2 separate regions of the Homo sapiens genome follow, and region 1 is linked to region 2. The links are chromatin loops, found by intact Hi-C in ENCODE. Cell type or tissue: lower leg skin. All regions are shown on one strand. Each heading gives the region's core, and the rest is flanking DNA. Links, peaks and the distances in the headings are about the cores only. Region 1 overlaps DZIP3 (DAZ interacting zinc finger protein 3). Region 2 overlaps GUCA1C (guanylate cyclase activator 1C).

Region 1 (9,502 bases), core at 1,004-9,003, 230 kb after region 2:
GTGACCACTCCTTAGAACACTAGTATCCCAGAAATAGATGGGACTTGAGTGATCAGATCATCCAGTACAATTTCCTAATTCACTGATGGGAAATCAAAAGTCCAGAAGAGCTGATTTTTCCCAAGATCAACATAGCTCTTCACAAAGTTAGGATCTGAACCCAGACCTCATTAGTGTACTTCCATTGTAGGTACCATCTCAATTTACAGCAAATAGCACTGTAACGTTTCTAGGTGCTCTTCTCCCAAACTCTCTCCTCTGATGCTCAGTGGTCACCAATGCTTGTACTTTAACACAACTGTTAGCTTAATCAAGCACAGCAGTGACCCTAATTAGGAAGCACAAAAGATACAGGTGAACCCCTCAGAATGTTAGCAAAGGATGCTTATAAATTACCACACAGCCTAACTGCCAGTAGGTTTTTGTACTTAACTAAACCCGGGTAAGACATGTCAGACATAAGAAAGTCTCCAAAGGGATAAAAGGATCTGGAGGGTCTGGAGGTCAAGGTTTGACTATGTTTGTCAGCTAAAGAATATCACTTGTATCAGACAGCCAAGGCTTATACTGGTCTGGTTCCAGGAAACTCCAAACAACAGCTTCACAGTCTCTGGACCCATTTTATAGTTAAGAGCCATTGAAGAATTTAACTACAATCTAAGGACAGTATTTTGAATGTGGGCAGAAGGTACAGTGTTTTTAGACATCCCACAAAAAAATATGTGTTACTGCAGGGAATCTTTGGAATTTCTCTGGAACACATTCCTTATCAGAGTAGTTGGGTATGATGATGATCCAAGCCTAGAATAATAATGCTCATAATCCAGTGTTCCTATAGAAACTGAATTGACCAAAAATATAAAAGGCAAAACTATCATTCTAAACTAAAGCCCATGATGTATATCCCATAATTCTTTTAGCTATAGATCCTGCTTTTGAAACAGTGTAACTCCATACAAATTATATAATTTTTAAATTCTTTGTTATACTCAACCATGAGGAGAAATAACATTTTCAGGTTTCTATTATAAGCAGGAGTGGTGATATCAAAGTCATCTGTCCCCACATAACTTACACTTTTCCTCTCTTCCTACTGCCAGATCTCTTAAGATAATAAAAATTGTCATCCAATGACACCCTCTTAAAAGGTCTTTTGGAAAGCTGTGTGAATTTACTGGGTTAGGGTGCTATGTTTCCCAGACATACAGGACAGGGATTAGTTTATCTGATTAAGATCCACTGGCCCCTAACAACAAGCAGAGAAGGGGCAGAAGTGGAAGCTGTCCTTGCTGTTGGAGGTAGAATAGAATATAAAACTTCACAAAAAGAAAGTCTAAAGTAGAAATGCAGAGGTGAGGTCCAGCCATGCAGGGTATTACATTGAGATGTTTCAGTCATTTCGTGCAGCGGTCCCCAATCTTTTCGGCACCAGGGACTGGTTTCATGGAAGATAATTTTTTCAAGAACTGGGGAGTGGAGATGGTTTTGGGAGAATTCAAGCACATTACATTTATTGTGCACTTTATTTCTAGTATTATTACATTGTAATATATAATAAAATAATCATATAACTCACTATAATGTAGAATTAGTGGGAGCCCCAAGCTTGTTTTTCTGCAACTAGATAGTCCCATCTGGGGGTGATGGGAGACAGTGACAGATCACCAGGCATTAGATTCTCACAAGGAGCACATAACCTAGATCCTTCACATGCACAGTTCACAATATGGTTCACACTCCTGTGAGAATCTAGTGCTGCAGCTGATTTGACAGGATGCAGAGCTCAGGTGGTAATGTGAGCAATGGGGAGCAGCTGTACATACAGATAAAGTTTTGCTTCTTCACCCACTGCTCACCTCCTGCTGTGCACTGGTCCGTGGCCCAGAGGTTGGGGACCTCTGATCTAGTGGTAACATGAGGACACTGGGAAGTCTGAGTATTCATTATTTAGCTCCCACAAGGTAGGTGAAATAGGGTGAATGAGAAAATATTACTCTATGTATATCAAATGCTTCACTAAAATCCAGTGATACAACCTATTGTATAGGCCTCACCCATCTAATTATATCATCTGGTGACTCGAAGGTATGGTCATAATTACAAGTGATACTCACAATATGTGCCTATTCCATTTTGAACACACGTTAAACATACTGCATATTCAGTGTTTCACAGCCCTTACCATTTTGTCAAAATGAAAAGGGCAATTATTCAAAATGTTGTATTTCTTACCAGTATCTCAGGACTGGGTGGTGGAGGAGGAAGCTGGACTGGAGGCAAGGTACTCAAGGCAAATCCTTGCTTGACTTTGTTTATTTGTTCATTGTACTGTGTCTGGTAGAAGAAGACTAAAAATACTTTAGAGAACAACCAACTTTAAAGAGACAGCATATGGGAATATCTGATGTAGTTTTGAATAATACAACATACAAGAGTGGTTGCCAACCTGTCAGAAATAATATAAAAACAGGTTCTGACCAAAAAAAAAAAAAAATTCTATAGACCATCCCCACATGTAAACAGTTGTATTTTTAGGAGTCGTTATTGGTTAATAAGAAACAGAGACACAGATAATTCACAGATTCTTGTGATAATTCCTCAGTGCTTCCAAAATTTTCAGCTCTAAAATAGGAACCACTGATACAAATAAAAAAAGAGACTAAAGATTCAAGAAGCTATAAATATTATACTGGCTAAAAAACAGGAAAAAATATATTTGTAACAAGCAGTTAAACTACTTGCAAATGTTCATTTTAAAAACGGAAGGAAAAATTTTAGAGATTACTTATGAAATTCTACATTGTGTTTATCTCACAATCTGTAACTCTAGCTTGTTCTAGCTCCATACACATTTTATTCTCTTGGATTCTGACAAAAACTCCAACCTGGAAGTTTAACAACACATTTTCAACATTTTTTGGCATTGTCCCCACTTTTGCTTACCATATTATTTTGTAAAGAACGCGTAGGAACTGGGAAGGAAAGTCTTATAAAACAAAACATTTAGAAACTTCTGCATGGAGGACATGTGCTTGGAAGAAAACATGGGGCAGGTCTTTTGAGGCAAAAATTTTGAATAAACCCAACAGAAACGCTAAGCATCACTAAAGACTGAGTAAGAAAGAGTTTGGAGAGAAACAGTGAAAACCCCCAAGGGAGTTGGACAAATATCCAGTTGCTTTTGGCACTTCACAACTGAATGACAATGCTTTTTTTTTTGCTGATAGTGTTGTGAAATCACAAAAAAATCAACATTATCTATCAACCTTAGTATATAAATATAAAAAGATTCTAAAACAAAATCAATTAATAAATATTCAGTGGATTATGTCTTTAGATTACCTGTAGCATGGTCCTACACCAGTACTTAAGAATTTACTATTTTGCATTATGGAATAATTACATAAAAAGTTAGATTGAAAACAAATACAGGCCTACTTGATTTTCTTTTTTATTCTGTAAACACATTATTACTCAGACCGCATTAAAACATTTAGTTTTTATTCCAAATTTTGTTTTAGAGAGAGTCTCACTCTATTGTCCAGGCTGTAGTACAGTGGCATGATCATAACTCACCATAACCGTGAGCACCTGGCTCAAGTGATCCTCTCGCCTTGGCTCCCAAAATGCTGGGATTATAGGCATGAGCCACTATGCCTGGCCAAAACATTTAGTTTTGATTGGGGCACTGTTAGCTTTGAAATTCTAGGAAAGCTAGGTGTGAGGGCACAATTTTTGAGTTTATTTTCTTGACTAAGGATATAAAAGACTACACGTGTGAGTCTAGGATGTTATCTACAACCAACCACATGGAAGTAATCTCAAAGTGAAGGCATAAACTTTTATAACTAAAATGGAAAATATGTTCTTCCTTAAATTTTTCTACTAATATGTCTTCTAACTTTACACCACCTATAACATTAAGCCAATTTTCTCCAAATATACTTCAGGACTTACCCTGAGGAATGCAATCTTGTTTCTAACATCTGCCACAATGGCATTCCAACTGTCTACCGCAGCCTTTAATTGAAGTGATTCTAGGTTGCTGTTGTAGAAAAGGAGACACAAAAGAAAACTCTTTCTTTTTATAACACTTAGGTTTCCAAACATGTCTATCACGCTTTCTAGCATATATGTCAACAAAAAACAAAATTACCCCCATCACCAACAATTACTTCAAATGGACATAAAGAGGTATGGACAGGTTTGTTACTAAAAATAACAAAAACAGTAATAAAAAATTCATTTTTCACAAGCAAATAAAATTGATGCTTCCAGAACAAGTTTTTTCTATCTTGATGATGTCTTTTTAGTATATATTATAAAACCTTTGTAAGGAATCTTTCCAATGAAGCAGGAAAGCCTTAGTAATCTAATACAGCAGTGTTCTCTAAAATGTTGACCCATGTTGGAAGCAAGTTTTGGACTATCTTCACATTAACTCTGACATCAAAAAGCCATGGTTGGCCTATATGGCTCCTTTGCAAATTAGAAAAAGATACTGTCTCTGGGAGGATAAATTAGAAATATCTTCTATTTGAGTACGAATGAGGTTGCTGCCTTTATATAGTACATAAATTGCACAAACAATAGTTTTATCAACTCATGCCTACCAAATGACTTAACAAAAGTAGGAACAACTTTGAAGTTGTTAGGGTCTATTATCTCTAGAAAAGAGATTTCATATGGCCTTTTAAAAGGTTCTATCCATTATAACATCCCACGCCAGTATCACCCAGCCCAACAATTTTATAAGAGCTGAACAAGTTATCACTAACATAATCTCATACAAAGAAGTTCCATAATATCCTAATGTATAGAGCACTCTTTCTTCTTCTAGCAAGCAAAAATAGACTGATCATTTACAACAGTACTTCCCTGACTTGAGTGCACATCAGTATATCCTGATAATCTAGCTAACATCAAAGACTCTGATTCTTTAGAATGAAAGAACAATGCTGATTATTAAAATAATAATCATTTAAAAATAATGATGCCTGGGTCCCAGAGATTCTAATTTAATTAATTCTTTAAGTTTGGTGTACCCCATGAGATTATAAATTTAAGGAGAATTTCATGCAACCTGTTCAATATTTGAAAATTACTCTATAATTACTATAAAAGCACAGCAGAAAACTACCTTTAACATACGATTTAGGTGTTAATACTGATGTTTCCCTCAACATATTCTGTAGGTGTTTAAAATCATTACAAAGGAAAACAATTAGAAAAAAAGTCTTCCAATTAGAATCCACCTTGTTTCATAAGTATCTGGTGTTCACGTATGTCTCTGAGACTTTTGATCTACTTCACTACAGAGGAAGGGAAAAAATCTTTCAGCAGCTATTATTGTACATAGTACTCATTAGACTTCTCAGTGCTTCAGCAGAAGCAGCCAAGTACAAGCATCAAAGTAACTAAATGACTTTTGAGGTTTAAACAACAACAACAAAAACAACAACAACAAGAGCTTCTGGTAAAAGGAATTTCAGGGGGAAAAAAATGAAAAAAAACCCAAAAAAACCACAAGAGCTTCTTTAAGAACTCTGATGTCACATATGTAAAACACATCACAGATTATATTCAACCGTGGAGACACTTGCTAACATCTCTAAAATTAAGATGCATTAAGGAAGAGGGAAAGGTTACCTTGCTGCCATGTGAGTCACCCTGGCAAGCTGATTGAGACATTCCTTTTCAGTCTGCTCTAGATGAAGCAAACCAAAATCCCTACGACACTGTAAGAAATACACCTACAGGTTTTTGAGAGAAAGAGAAAGAAGTTGAAGGTGTGCTTGTAAAGGAACATTCTCTTCTCAATCATCTCAAGTAAATTTAAAGCTATTTCTCAATTTCTTCCAATAGCATCTAGGTTCCTTGACCATTCAAGATACATTACAAAAGCTTTTAAATCAATGCCACCTCTGCAATTCTAATTTCCTTATTTAATGGTTACTAGGTTGGTAAACATTCCAGATCATGTCTTTTCAAATTTGTAATCATACTGGAATCGTCTCAGAAACTTTCAAAAATGGTGCCTTGGTCCCAGATATTCTAATTTGATTGATACTGAGTATAGCTTGGGCATTGGCATTTTTAAAAGCTCTCTGATAATTCTAACATGCAGTAAAGTTTGAGAACACTCCTGCTATCTATTCTTTTGTCATTGATGAAGAGGTAATAATAAGACCATACAGAAAGACAGAAACGGGCTTGGGAGATTACGTAGTTCAGTGTCTCTCTCGCAGCAGGAATCCTTTCCATATCACTACTTGCAGTAATTTAGCCTCTGTTTTTTACTACTAAACACTCAGTATTCACTAAAATACACTGTTGGACAGCATTAAGTATTAAAAAGTTCTTTCTAAAATTAATAATAGAAGCACAAAGAAATTTACTGATTAAAAACAATAAAAAACACTCTATACAAACGAGCTTTTAAAGTAATCTGAACTGTTTCTTTTGTTAAAGCTAGTACCCCAACAGTATTCTTCACGAATTTTTGGTTCAGATACTACTTCTTGGTTGCTGACTTCCAGGATCCCAAGTACTCTGCTAGAGAACAGAGCTTACCCATGACAGAGGTGTAAGGTTTGTAGTGCTTTTAATGTCAGTGATCTCTCCAAAAATGTGAATCTTACTGTATATCAAGTTTTGTTATGTATAAATAAAAATTACATACACACATACAATCATATTTCTTTTGAGAGACCCTAGCTGTGGTGTTCTAACTTAGAAAAAGCTGGCAGTCTGAAAAGCTGGTTTTTTACATTCAGGTGTATGATGTGTAAGTATTTTTGTAAGATATATATTGGAAGTAGCAAAGAAGATATTGTGGCAGCAGTAAAATGCTATTATTAGAAGTTTGGCTTAGTGACTTGGCTTCATGAGAATTTCCCCAAGATGTCTGTATTTGCTATACATACTGTAACAGACCAATTTCTTCAAGTCATTGGCAGAAAACAACATAAGAACATCAAAACTGAAGTATTCACACATGATTTGCCAATGAGTCAAAAAAGCACAAGACTTTCAACTGTATTTTCCTGGCTGATCCTAAGATGTCTTATTTCTGTTTATACAAAAAACAATCTTTTACAAATTCTTTAGTATGATGGTATACAAGTAAAACTTTTCCCCTCACCCCATACCCCTGTCCCCGTTTTGTTGTTACCTCGGCTGTTAAAGCTCTGCTAGTTTCTGCGTTCAGTTTGCTTACGTATGTTTTCATTGTGCTTTCCAGATTATGTTTTTCCATTTCCCACTGAGATCTGAAATACATGATCATTAAAGACTCGCAATATTACATCAAGCAGAGCCTTTTTCATCTAATTCAGGAGGAAGAAAGATAAGTTATACAATCAGTAGGAAATTATTTCTTGGAAAAGTATAGAGCACATAGAAACAAGAGAAGATACATTGTTCAATCCCTACTGTTATCCTTTACTATCAAGAGTATAGAAGTTTTATCAGGGTGTAGGCTATGATTTAAAACTTAGCTGTGAAATCAAGTTGTCTGAGGATGAATCTTAGCTCCACAACTTATTAACTGTAAAACCCCTGGGCAAGTGCAATGAACTGAATGTTTGTGTTCCCCCAAAACTCATATGTTGAAATCTTAACCCCCGAAGTGATGGTATTAGGAGGTGGTGCCTTTGGAAGATGATCAGTCATAAGGGCGGAACTCCAATGAATGGAATTAATGCCCATTTGAAAAAGGCCTGAGAGAGCTTCCTTGCCTGCCTTCTGCTATGTGAAGTTATAGTGGGAAGACGGCTGTCTATGAGGAAGAGGATCCTCACCAGATACCAAATAGGCTGCTACCTTGATCTTGGACTTCCCAGCTTCCAGAACTGTGAGAGATACAATTCTATTTTTATAAGCCACCCAATCAATGGTATTTTGACAGAGCAGTTCAACCTAAGACAGCAAGCTATTTAATTTCTCTATACCTCAGTTTCCTCACATGTAAAAATGAGGAAAATGGAAAAAACGGTACTACTTACCTCAAAGAGCTGCTGTGAAAATTAATTCAGATAATATAAAGCACTTTGTGTTTGGCACATAATAAGCACTAATAAATAAATGTTAGCTAGTATCATGATTAATAAGTTCTACATAAAATTTCTATAAGCTTTTTTGTATCCCAATGATAGCAACCACATAGGTTTTTATTATCCCCGTCATTACGTGAAGTTACTGCATTAAAATATTTGACTGGTTATTTCAGTGCTTACATTCAACATTTTTGAATGAAAGCAAACCCTACAGTTTGAGAGGGAAGGAGGAAGATGATGGTAAATACATTGTTTATGAAGGACATTAGGTAAATGGTTACCTATGAGGTTCCTTTTTTAATCTATCCCATCTCAGCTTCCTACACTTGAGTCCCAGAATTCTATAAGCATACAAACCAAATTCTAAATTTAATGAAAACAATTAATTGAAAATACGGCATTATAATAGAGACTGTCACAAAGGCAGTCCTCGATGTTTTATTATCAGAAACACTTGGATACTTGAGGACCTAACAAACATTGATGAGAAACTTGATAACAGTACATTATAAATATCATTAAGGCTAGACTTTTTTGAGGAGAAAAAAATAAAATCTTCAAGCAGATATATTAACACAAAAGGAATTAATTATTATACCATTAAATATTATGTAAAAGTTGCCTAAAAGAAAAAAATTACAAATCGGACTTCATCAAATTAAGTTTTGTGCTTTAAATGACATTAAGAAAATGAAAAGGCAACCCAAAGAATGAGAGTATTTGAAAATCATGTATCCGATAAGGGACTTGTATCTGATAAGGGACAAGAACTCTTAAAACTCAACAATAAAAAGACAATCTAATTTTTAAAATGGGCAAAGGATTTGAATAGACATTTCTCCAAGAAGATAAATAACTGGCCAATAAGCACATGAAAAGATGCTCAACATAATTAATCAGTGGGAAAATGCAAATCAAAACCACATTTATATACTACTTCACACATAATACAATGGGTAAAATAAAGACGTAATCTAACAAGTGTAACAAATGTTGATCAGAATGTGGAGAAATTGAAACCCTCATACACTGTTTATAGGATTATAAAATGGTGCAGCTACTTGGAAAACAGTTTGGCAATTCCTCAAAAAGTTAAACATAAAGTTGACTGATCACCAAGCAATTCTACTCCTTGGTACATACCCAAGAAATACAAAAACATGTCCACAAATCTGTATATAAATATTGATAACAGTATTCATAATAGCCAAACAATGGAAACAAGCCAAATGTCCATCAACTGATGAAAAATAAAATAAGGTATAGCCAAGGAATGGAATATTATTTATCCATAAAAAGGTATGAGTAATGATACATGCTACAACATGAATGAATTTTGAAACTATGTTAAGTGAAAAATGTTACTCACAAGAGGCTACATATTATATGATCCAATTTATATGAAATGTCCAAAAGAGGCAAATCCATACAGACAGAAAATAAAT
Region 2 (9,502 bases), core at 1,107-9,106:
TGGTCTGGAACTCCTGACCTCGTGATCCGCCCACCTTGGCCTCCCAAAGTGCTGGGTTTACAGGCGTGAGCCACCGCTCACGGCCTTGCTGGTAGATTCTTTAGTGGGAAGCTTCTGGACCTCCACAGGTGACTCTTTCTAGGGAAATACGGAAGCCCATTCTTTTAATTTGTTGGGGCGTAAATCCACAGTCAAATCAAAGCAGAATAGGAAGTAATGTTAAAGAACATCAGATAAAGGAAGGCAATTAGTCAGTGTGTGCCTTCTGAGCACCTACCATATTCATAGCACTGTCGTCGGCTATAGTGGCGGTAGCTGTGTGGTAATAGAAATGGTAATTGTGGTTAGGGCTTAATAAACATGATGAATAAATGAATGAATGTTGAGTGCTGGAGGGAAACTGAGGAAAATTTCAAAAGAAGTAGTTTAGATATGGTAAACATGTTACTATAGGTAGAGTTTGATGATTTGGAACAGAGATTTTTTTTTATGGTAAGTGGTTAGGTAACATGAAAAAAGTTAATAAGCAGAATTCACAAGTGTTTTGAAGAAAGTGAAAAAACAGCAGTGAATACTTCCATCTTTTCTGTCTTTTCCATGTCAGTAACCTGTATTGCTTTTCAGCTGAGACCACTACTATATCCCGGTTCTTTCAGATGCTGCCTCTTCTATAGCCAGTAGTTATAGCAGAGAAGTTTGATAACTAAACAGTCAAAACTGTCTCCAGCTCCACTTCCACTTCTCTCTTGGTCATGCTGAGCCCCGATAAATTTGAAAAGTCTTTGGGGTTGGGAATTTGCCAGCTGTGATTTTCTTTTGCAAAGGGCGGTTATTCTGTGATTGTTTGAGGTTCCCTACCCCGTTGCCACTGACCCATGGGACTCTCCCCTGCCACACACATACCACTTTTAAAAATTTGCAATCTTCTCTACTCCCTATGGTTTATTCTACGATTGTACCTTTTCTGTGACACACATGGGGCCCTACTCATGACTGCTGTTAACTAAGGTTTTTCACAGACCTTTCTTTGGCATAAGCAAAACATAAAGAACACAGATTAGATTTTTCTCTTAAAAAATGCATTTTAGCATTTTGCATTGAAACCAAAAGGGAGGTGTCTTACGAATATATGATGATGCATGCTGTTTGACATTTGAATCAATATTGTGGTATTTTAGATATTTGTCTTCTCCATTAAAAAGTATAGGTACAGCCTAACACCTGACTTCAGTCCCTGTTGACTTCCTTCCTTGAATGTACTTTCTCCAGTTCTTGAATGCACTCCGTCCGTCTTTGGCTGATCTATCCATCCACAAACCTCCCCTGGGTACAGTCTCTTTGAGATCAATAACTGCATCTGTACCCTTCAACTTGAACACACTCATAATCCCAACCCAAATGATTTATATCAACAGAGAATTCCCCCTCCCCAAAAATGTTTGAAAGTCATCTTGTGGGGTGAAGGTAGTAGAAAAACATGGCAGCCAGGACACATGGATATAAGGCGATAAATTTACAGCAGTGGGCTGGCCAGCACAGACCTAAGGTGTAAGTCAAGGTGATAAGATCAGGACTCAAAAACCAGAAAAGGAGTAGAGAACTAATGAGCAAAAATAACCTGTGGAATGAACACATGTTGAAGCTTTCTCACAGCTTTAGACAGTCCCAAGAATTATTTCTTCAGAGAGAAGAATATTGAAAATAGCCTTGTGAGTAGTCATTTTGTCTTGATCTTAAAAATCTCCAATCTGTCATGCTCCTAAGACTTGGTCATATCTTCAAGATTAAAAGTCCAAAAACCAATACTGTGCAGAGATATAATTGCATATGTGCTCTTATTTCATCTGGGGCATTACCTGATGTTTTCAACTAAACGTAAAAATAGTTTCATTATCTTTATTTTCATTGGCAACACCACCAGTGAATGCTTTTTTTTTTTTTTTTTGTTTAAATGAAGATCTTCAAAGATCTTAGAGTCTGGTTGAGGGGAAAGGATATCAAAAGAATATCAATAAACATACCAGTGAGTATATCATTTGTGCCAGTGAGTGGTATAGACAAAGCCTCTTATTAACTGTTTATTATTTTCCAGGGGAATTGACTTTAGAAGAATTTATCAATGGCATGGCAAAAGATCAGGATCTCCTGGAGATTGTTTACAAGAGCTTCGACTTCTCCAATGTGCTGAGAGTAATCTGTAATGGGAAGCAGCCAGACATGGAGACAGACTCCTCCAAATCTCCTGACAAGGCTGGTCTAGGGAAGGTGAAAATGAAGTAGCTGTGAGAATACCTGTCCCAGCTATCAATGAGCACAACATTTCAGTAGAGAAGAAATAGAATCTTCCCCATGTACATGCTGTTGATTTCAGGTCTTTGTTATAATTCATATAGGCTTGTGAATATAGCACTTATTTTAATCCAGTAGAGACTTGCATAAAGATCCTAAACAGATGCATTGTTGCTTTTCTGTGCTGTCTCTGCAGATTAAAACATAATGATTACACTAAAGGATTGTCTCCATACCTATCTGTTCAAATTAGAGCTCTCATATGTGTTTCCTTGTGCACTTAATCTACACCTTGAAATAGATCTGGATTATCCATTGGAAAGTGTCTCCACAGTTTAGCATTCTTAGATTAAACATCCATGTGGTAAATGTGCTTGCTGCCTCTTTGCTCCTGTTGCATCTGTATATTATAAATGACTGAGTTCTGGCTTATCTGAGAAACTTTTTTTTCTGCACTTATTTCTTATTCATGAATGCTGTCTTGCATTAGTAATGATGCTCTGCTTCAAAAGAAAAATCTTAAGCTATGTAGTAAGAGGGAAAAACTTCAGGCTGGGCAGTGAGAATGTTTTCATATGATTCATTATAAATTTGCATCCAGTTGTGCATGAAAATGCGATGTATCATCTGTAATTATTATGCCAGTTGGAGGTTTGATCAGAACAGCAGACAGCCAGGCTATGCAACAACAAGCACTTGACATTTTAAACAGTCCTGACATTATAGCTCTGACATTTCATTTTTTATATCCTTTCCAGAAAATGAAATGATGAATGGGATTTCTTGATGGGTTAGAACTTTTTAAGGCTTGAGTTCTATATCACAGGCCCATTAGTATGTCTGTCAACGACTGGCTTTCTTGTAGAAACACAGTGGAGGTTTCTAAGACCAGATGTGAACCATCTTTATGTCAAAAGCTTCATAATTAGGCTTTCATATTCAAATTTGGGTTAAAAACACACAACTGGAAGACTACAAAGACAGAGTTGGACTATCCATTTCTCCCTCACAGCTGTCCGAGCAGATCAGTGCAGAAACGGAGGCAAGGAGGAAATAAATGACAGTAGAAATGAAGTATAAATGGAGGTCGAGAAAAAGTTATAGAAGAACATTTAGATGAACATATAGATGGAGGTAGAAATGTCCTCGGAATTTTTTTCCAAAAGATTTCGAGGAGATTCACAAAGATGTATGCAATGCAAGATAAAATGTTGAAATAAAATTATCACAGATAATATAAGGAAAATTATTGTAGCTGTGGTGACACAAAGTTTACTCATTTGCAAAAGGTGGGTTACTCTTTGGACTCTGAGCCTCCTAGAAGTGAAAAGGGAAACATCATTATAAGAGCCAGAACATCAGCAAGGTAAACAATCCCACAAAGTTGTTGTGTTGCCAGATGACATTGTGCCTTAAACTGTCCAATGTTCCATGTATTGTTAAGATTTGCAAATGCAAGCTATAAGGATAATGCTAAACAGAACTCATTTTCCTTGTAGCTTAATCTTTCTCAAGGTATCTGAACCTATTTAGGGAAAAGGCAGCAGTTTCAAAGCAGAAGCTATTGCTTCCCAAGTTCATCCTGTCTTGGCTTTCGCTTTCAGAATTCCCACCCAATGCTTCCCTCCCTGGCCTGGCTATTTTCACTACTGGCGGCGCCATTCTCACTCCAGGCATTGTATTGTATTCATGGATCCTTTCAACTCAGTGGACTCTGTAGCCTCAACATCCTCCCCTCCACCCATCTTTCATGGGCACTCAGGGCCCTTCTGTTCCTCTGCCCCAGGACTCAACCACCTCCGCACACCCCACTCAGAGGAAAGAGAAGGAGATGATGGGAGAGTGCAAGGAGGAAGTTGGGACACTGGCAGGAACAGCAGACAGCAAGTTGGAATACAAGAGAAGGGCTTGGGAGTCAGGCAAGCCTGGGTCTGAATCAAGTTCTATTAGCATGTTCTAATAGCATGTACTTTGTGACTCTGGGGAAACGACATAACTTCTTTGAGTCTCAGCTACCAGGATTAAATGGGGATAACAGCAACATCACTGGACTATTAGGATTAAATAAGTCCACTCAACAAAATTCCAGAGTAAGTGCTCGGTGCACGTAGAAAAAGAAGCAGGTGGGTTCCCCACCTTCAACAGGATTGACCCTTCAGTCAGGCAAGATCCAGTCAAGGAAACACATGGAGACCACACTTACATTAACAGAGAGAGTTTAATATAAGGAATTGATTTAAAAGGCATTGGAAGACTGGAAATGCAAAGAGAGGACACTGAAATAACACAGAACTAGTAATGGCAGGAAGCAGCTACCATCCTAGGCTAGGGGAGCAAAGGGAAGAGGTTGGGGTTATTAGAACACAGAAGCTTGAAAGAGGAGAGCTGGGACCCAGTTTTCCATGGAAGGAACACAGGGTGCCTCAGAGGACTGTAGGAAAAGCATTGCAATCAATGATCACTGCTACGACAGGGCTGTTGCTGAGGCAAGGCTGACAGGAGCGGGAGGGATCAGGTCGTTCTACCTCCTCTTGCCTAGCAGTTTCTCTCTAGCACCCGCTATGGGCTGAGCCTACCAGGGAAACAGCTGGCAAAGGAGAATTGTCAGTAGGACTCCACCCCAGCATCACAGAGCCTATTATAGAAGGATGGGCTTGGAGCTGAGAGTTCATGACTTAATTACCAGCACAGATGGGATGGGTAGGAAGAGCCAAGGGGACACCGTCCAGACACCATCACCATCATAGGTAGCATATTAAGAGCATCCAAGCTCAGCTTTAGCCTGGGCCCTGCCTCCCACTGTCTGTTTTGAACCCTGTAGTTTCCCTTTGACTTCCCCAGGCTCCCGTCACTCTGCTGCCTCATGCCTTGATCCTCTCTCTCAGCATATAGTCCATTTGGCATCATGACTGGTTTGTGTAGTTTGCCCAGATCTGGTTTCGGTTTTTCCCGAGATGCTGCCTCTTAGATTTCTAAGTTCTGTTCTGTGTGCTGTCTCCAAAGCTCACTCCAGGTCTTCTGCCTCCCAAACTGACCCCCCAGGTTCATAGCAGAGAAGTGAAAGGGGTACTCACTTCCCTTTCCAAAGAATAGCTTTGTCCTATCTGTGTGTCCTCTCTTGGTGTCACATAGCACACCCTGGTAGGTTGCTTAGGAAAACTTGTTGAGGCCAGACACGGTGGCTCACATCTCTATTCCCAGCACTTTGGGAGGCTGAGGCAGGAGAATCGCTTGAGCCCATAAGTTCAAGAACAGCCTGGGCAACATGGCAAAACCCCATCTCTGCAAAAAATACAAAAATTAGCCAGGTGTGGTGGCGTGCACCTTGTGGTCCCAGCTACTTGGGAGGCTGAGGTGGGAGGATCTCTTAAGCCTGGGAGATTGAGGCTGCAGTGAGTCATGATCATGCCACTGCACTCCAGCCTGCATGATAGAGTAAAACCCTGTCTCAAACAAAAACAAAAACAAAAAGCACTGGTTGGTGGATTAGGAGAATGTGAAGATGCTAACTGTTCATTATAAGAAAACAAATCATAAAACAATATCTATGTGATAGTTTTTTCTGAGGGTGGTCCAAAGAAGGAGATAAGTCAGAAATTCAGGAGCAAAATAATTTTAGGGCTAAGTGCAGTGGCTCACGCCTGTAATCCCAGCAATTTGGGAGGCCGAGGTGGGCGGATCACGAGGTCAGGAGTTCGAGACCAGCCTGGCCAACATAGTGAAACCCCATCTCTACTAAAAAACAAAAATTAGCCGGGCGTTGTGGTGCATGCCTGCAATCCCAGCTACTCGGGAGGCTGAGGCAGGAGAATCACTTGTATCTGGGAGGCGGAGGTTGTGGTGAGCCGAGATTGCACCACTGCACTCCAGCCTGGACAACAGAGCAAGACTCCATGTAAAAAAAAAAAAAAAAAAAAATTAGGTTAAGTTCATGGTTAGGTGAGGTGAGGGGAAAAGAAAGAGAGAGAGAGACTGTGGGGGAAAGCCATATTCTTTCCCTCAACTCTCCTTAAAGTCATCTCTACCAAAGTCCTGCTCCTTCTCCATTATTTTCTCTGCAATTTAACAACATGATGCTGAGTCCAAAGGAATAGTCCTAATCTACATATCAAGTCATGGTATTTTAATAAACCGAATATTTTAAAATAAATGTCTTCCTCTTTCAGATGATAAGCCTTAAGTAGAGCCTACTGTCCAGTGACTTTTTAAAAAACTTTAGTTCAGTTTTATTGTATTTAATTGGAATTACATGAGTTTTCCTTCTTATGGCTATACAGTAACTTTTTTTTTTTTCTTTTGAGACGGAGTCTCGCTGTCTCCCAGGCTGGAGTGCAGTGGCGTGATCTTGGCTCACTGCAAGCTCCGCCTCCCGGGTTCACGCCATTCTCCTGCCTCAGTCTCCCAAGTAGCTGGGACTACAGGCGCCCGCCACCACATCTGGCTAATTTTTTGTATTTTTAGTAGAGACGGGGTTTCACCATATTAGCCAGGATGGTCTGGATCTCCTGACCTCGTGATCTGCCCACCTCGGCCTCCCAAAGTGCTGGGATTACAGGTGTGAGCCACCGCACCCGGCCGCGATACAGTAACATTTCAAGTAAGGGATTCCATGATATGTGGGCCAAGTGTCTGAAGAACCTCAAGAACCTTAATTAATTTCTGAGACTCCCATTGACCAAAGAGTAGTGGCCAAACCAGAATGACATCACTGTTTAAGAAGAATCTAGATCTTCCTACTACTTTCCTGTTTTTTTTTTACCACAATTTTTGATGCTTCGAAGTAAAGAGATATTATTTTATTTTACTTTTTTCATTAAAGAAATATTTACTGAGTGCTTTCCAGGTGCATGGCACTGTACTAGGCCAGGGATAAAGCAGTAAATCAGACATATATTGTCCTTGCCGTCATAGTGGGTAAGAGACATCAGTGAGTTACATGATTGAATAATTCATTGTAATTGTAGTTAAATGCTAAAAGCTGACATACAAGGGGTTATGAGGGCATATAACTGGAATCTAACCTGTATTAACAGTCAAGGAGTGTTTCCTGGGGAAAGCAACATTTTTTTTTTTTACTATTTTTTTAAGAGACATTATTTTAAAAAGAGAGAAAGATGAAGAGAAAGACACTAAAGCTTGTAATAATTTTTGCCTTATAAAAATGACAGAAAAAATTTTAAATATTAGGCTAACAGCATGTTACTCAAGTTTTTCTGTACAACTGAAGATGCACCAGGAAGCAGATGTCCCGATTCTTTGGCCCAAAATATGAAGATAAAGAGAGAAGGAAACAGATGAGTTGCAGCTGGTCCAGGAGGAGGACGGCACTGATCTGATTTCCCTCCCTTCCCCACACTGCAGCAGCCAATCAGCAGCTGCTCCTTCAGTGAAGCCTGGGTTCTCCAGGCATGAACAGAGAACATTTTAGCTAGAGAAGTGTTTGTTTAAAGCAGAAGAGTAGATAGGAAATGGCTTAGGTGTAGCAAATGTTTCCCTCATTTTTCTTTCCAAAACGTGTTGGTGTAAAAGTTATTGGGGAAATAACTCAGAAAATGTGGTTTGTTTAACACTGAAAGCATGACTAAGAGGCAAATGAAGAGACCTACAAGCTCTGCTCCCCCTCCCCCATTTATATTAGAATAACCTTTAGAAATGAAAATGAAATACAGAAAAGTCCTGACATTTAAAACCAAGGTAGGGCCGGGCGCGGTGGCTCACGCCTATAATCCCAGCACTTTGGGAGGCTGAGGTGGGCAGATCACGAGATCAGGAGATCGAGACCATCCTGGCTAACACGGTGAAACCCCGTTTCTACTAAAAATACAAAAAATTAGCCGGGCGCGGTGGTGGGCGCCTGTAGTCCCAGCTACTTGGGAGGCTGAGGCAGAAGAATGGCGCGAACCCGGGAGGCGGAGCTTGCAGTGAGCTGAGATCGCGCCACTGCACTCCAGCCTGGGCGACAGAGCAAGAATCTGTCTCAAAACAACAACAACAACAACAACAACAACAACAACAACAAAAAACCCAAGGTAGGGTCCTGTGCTTGCTGAAGAAATTTAAATCATTAAAATTGGGTGGACAGGGAATAGCTTTTTCAGTACTCAGTATTTGTTTCTGGGGACAGCTGCAGGTAGGCAAAATTGAATGTTGAAATTAAACCCCGAGAATACCAAGTTTTTTTCAGCAGAATGGCACACAATGTTGAGAAAAGTATTTAGAGAGGCAGAATGGCTTGGTGGAGACTGCACTGGAGTGAGCGTCAGATCTGGATTCTAGTGACCTTTGACAAGTCACTTTACGTCTGAGTCTTGGTCTTCTCCGCTCTTGAAGAGAAACAATTGCTGAGTTTCCTTCCACCTCTAATATTGTATCATTCCATGAGACTTTCACAATGCAGGAAATGATGCCTTTAGCACCTCAAAAGGATTAATTGTTTAGAAACAAAATCGAGGAAAAAATTTTTACATTTGATTTAAATGGCAAGCCCAGATTTCTTTGGACTCTTCTGGCCACTGAGTCTCAGATTGCTGCCTATGGACTCTACGTCACAGGCGATTTACTTTTTTCCCTACACCTAATTCTGAGTGCTCTTCATCAAGCACAGAATGGCAGGCCAGTGATAGGCTGTCTACATAAAAGTTACCTGGAAATCTTTCAACATGAAAGAAAATGTGTATCTCTGATAGTCATGGTGGTTGTAATGCGTGACCAGGTGTGGAAACCATAACTTCTCACATCTCTTTGAGCGTCCCATCCCCATGGTTGCCATGGAAATGGCCAGAATCCATCCACATTCTATCTCCTAGCATTGACCTTTAAAGTACCTTGGGGACATGGAGTCCTACATATTTCCTTTGTAAAATATAAGAAAAAGGTCACAGGCTTCCATGCATGCAGATCTCGTCTCCACCACTCGCTAACTCTATCACTCTGGGTAAGTCATTGTACCTATTTTACCTTGATAAACCAGAGTTTCCATACCCATGAAATGAGATTTCAGGTATCTGGTTGGGTTACTGTGTGGATGACATGAGCTAACACACATAAATGTCTAGCATGGTGCCCGGCCCTCATCATGTATCAGTGCATTCTGGCACCTCCAACTTTTAGAATCTTTAAGGCCTCAGGTACATGAAGCTAAGGTTGCTTCTTAGGGAATATTTCCCAGTCTGACCTTGAGGAAGGCTATATACTTGTCCAAGATACTTTAATA

The links. Hi-C counts contacts between places; a loop is a spot of excess contacts. Peaks named below come from ENCODE experiments on the same cell type or tissue, not always from the same donor. Only the 100,000 strongest peaks of a DNase experiment are listed, where the experiment ranks them.
Region 1: a loop joins it to region 2, with 3 times the contacts of the local background. A loop is called at or near these places in 86 of 110 quality-filtered maps.

The regions. Positions count from the first base shown.
Region 1 is chr3:108,670,329-108,679,830 of GRCh38, reverse strand. DZIP3 (DAZ interacting zinc finger protein 3) reads right to left here. Exons shown (of 33, transcript NM_014648.4): 23 at 7,175-7,271; 24 at 5,650-5,753; 25 at 3,958-4,045; 26 at 2,233-2,334. Among named protein-coding and RNA genes, the nearest start is that of RETNLB, 82 kb to the left of the region's middle. RefSeq lists a silencer at 1,787-1,958. In lower leg skin, for the core only: no CTCF peak of the experiment used is centred there; no DNase peak of the experiment used is centred there.
Region 2 is chr3:108,900,800-108,910,301 of GRCh38, reverse strand. GUCA1C (guanylate cyclase activator 1C) reads left to right here. Exons shown (of 4, transcript NM_005459.4): 4 at 2,093-2,510. The coding sequence ends at 2,280. Among named protein-coding and RNA genes, the nearest start is that of GUCA1C, 48 kb to the left of the region's middle. In lower leg skin, for the core only: no CTCF peak of the experiment used is centred there; no DNase peak of the experiment used is centred there.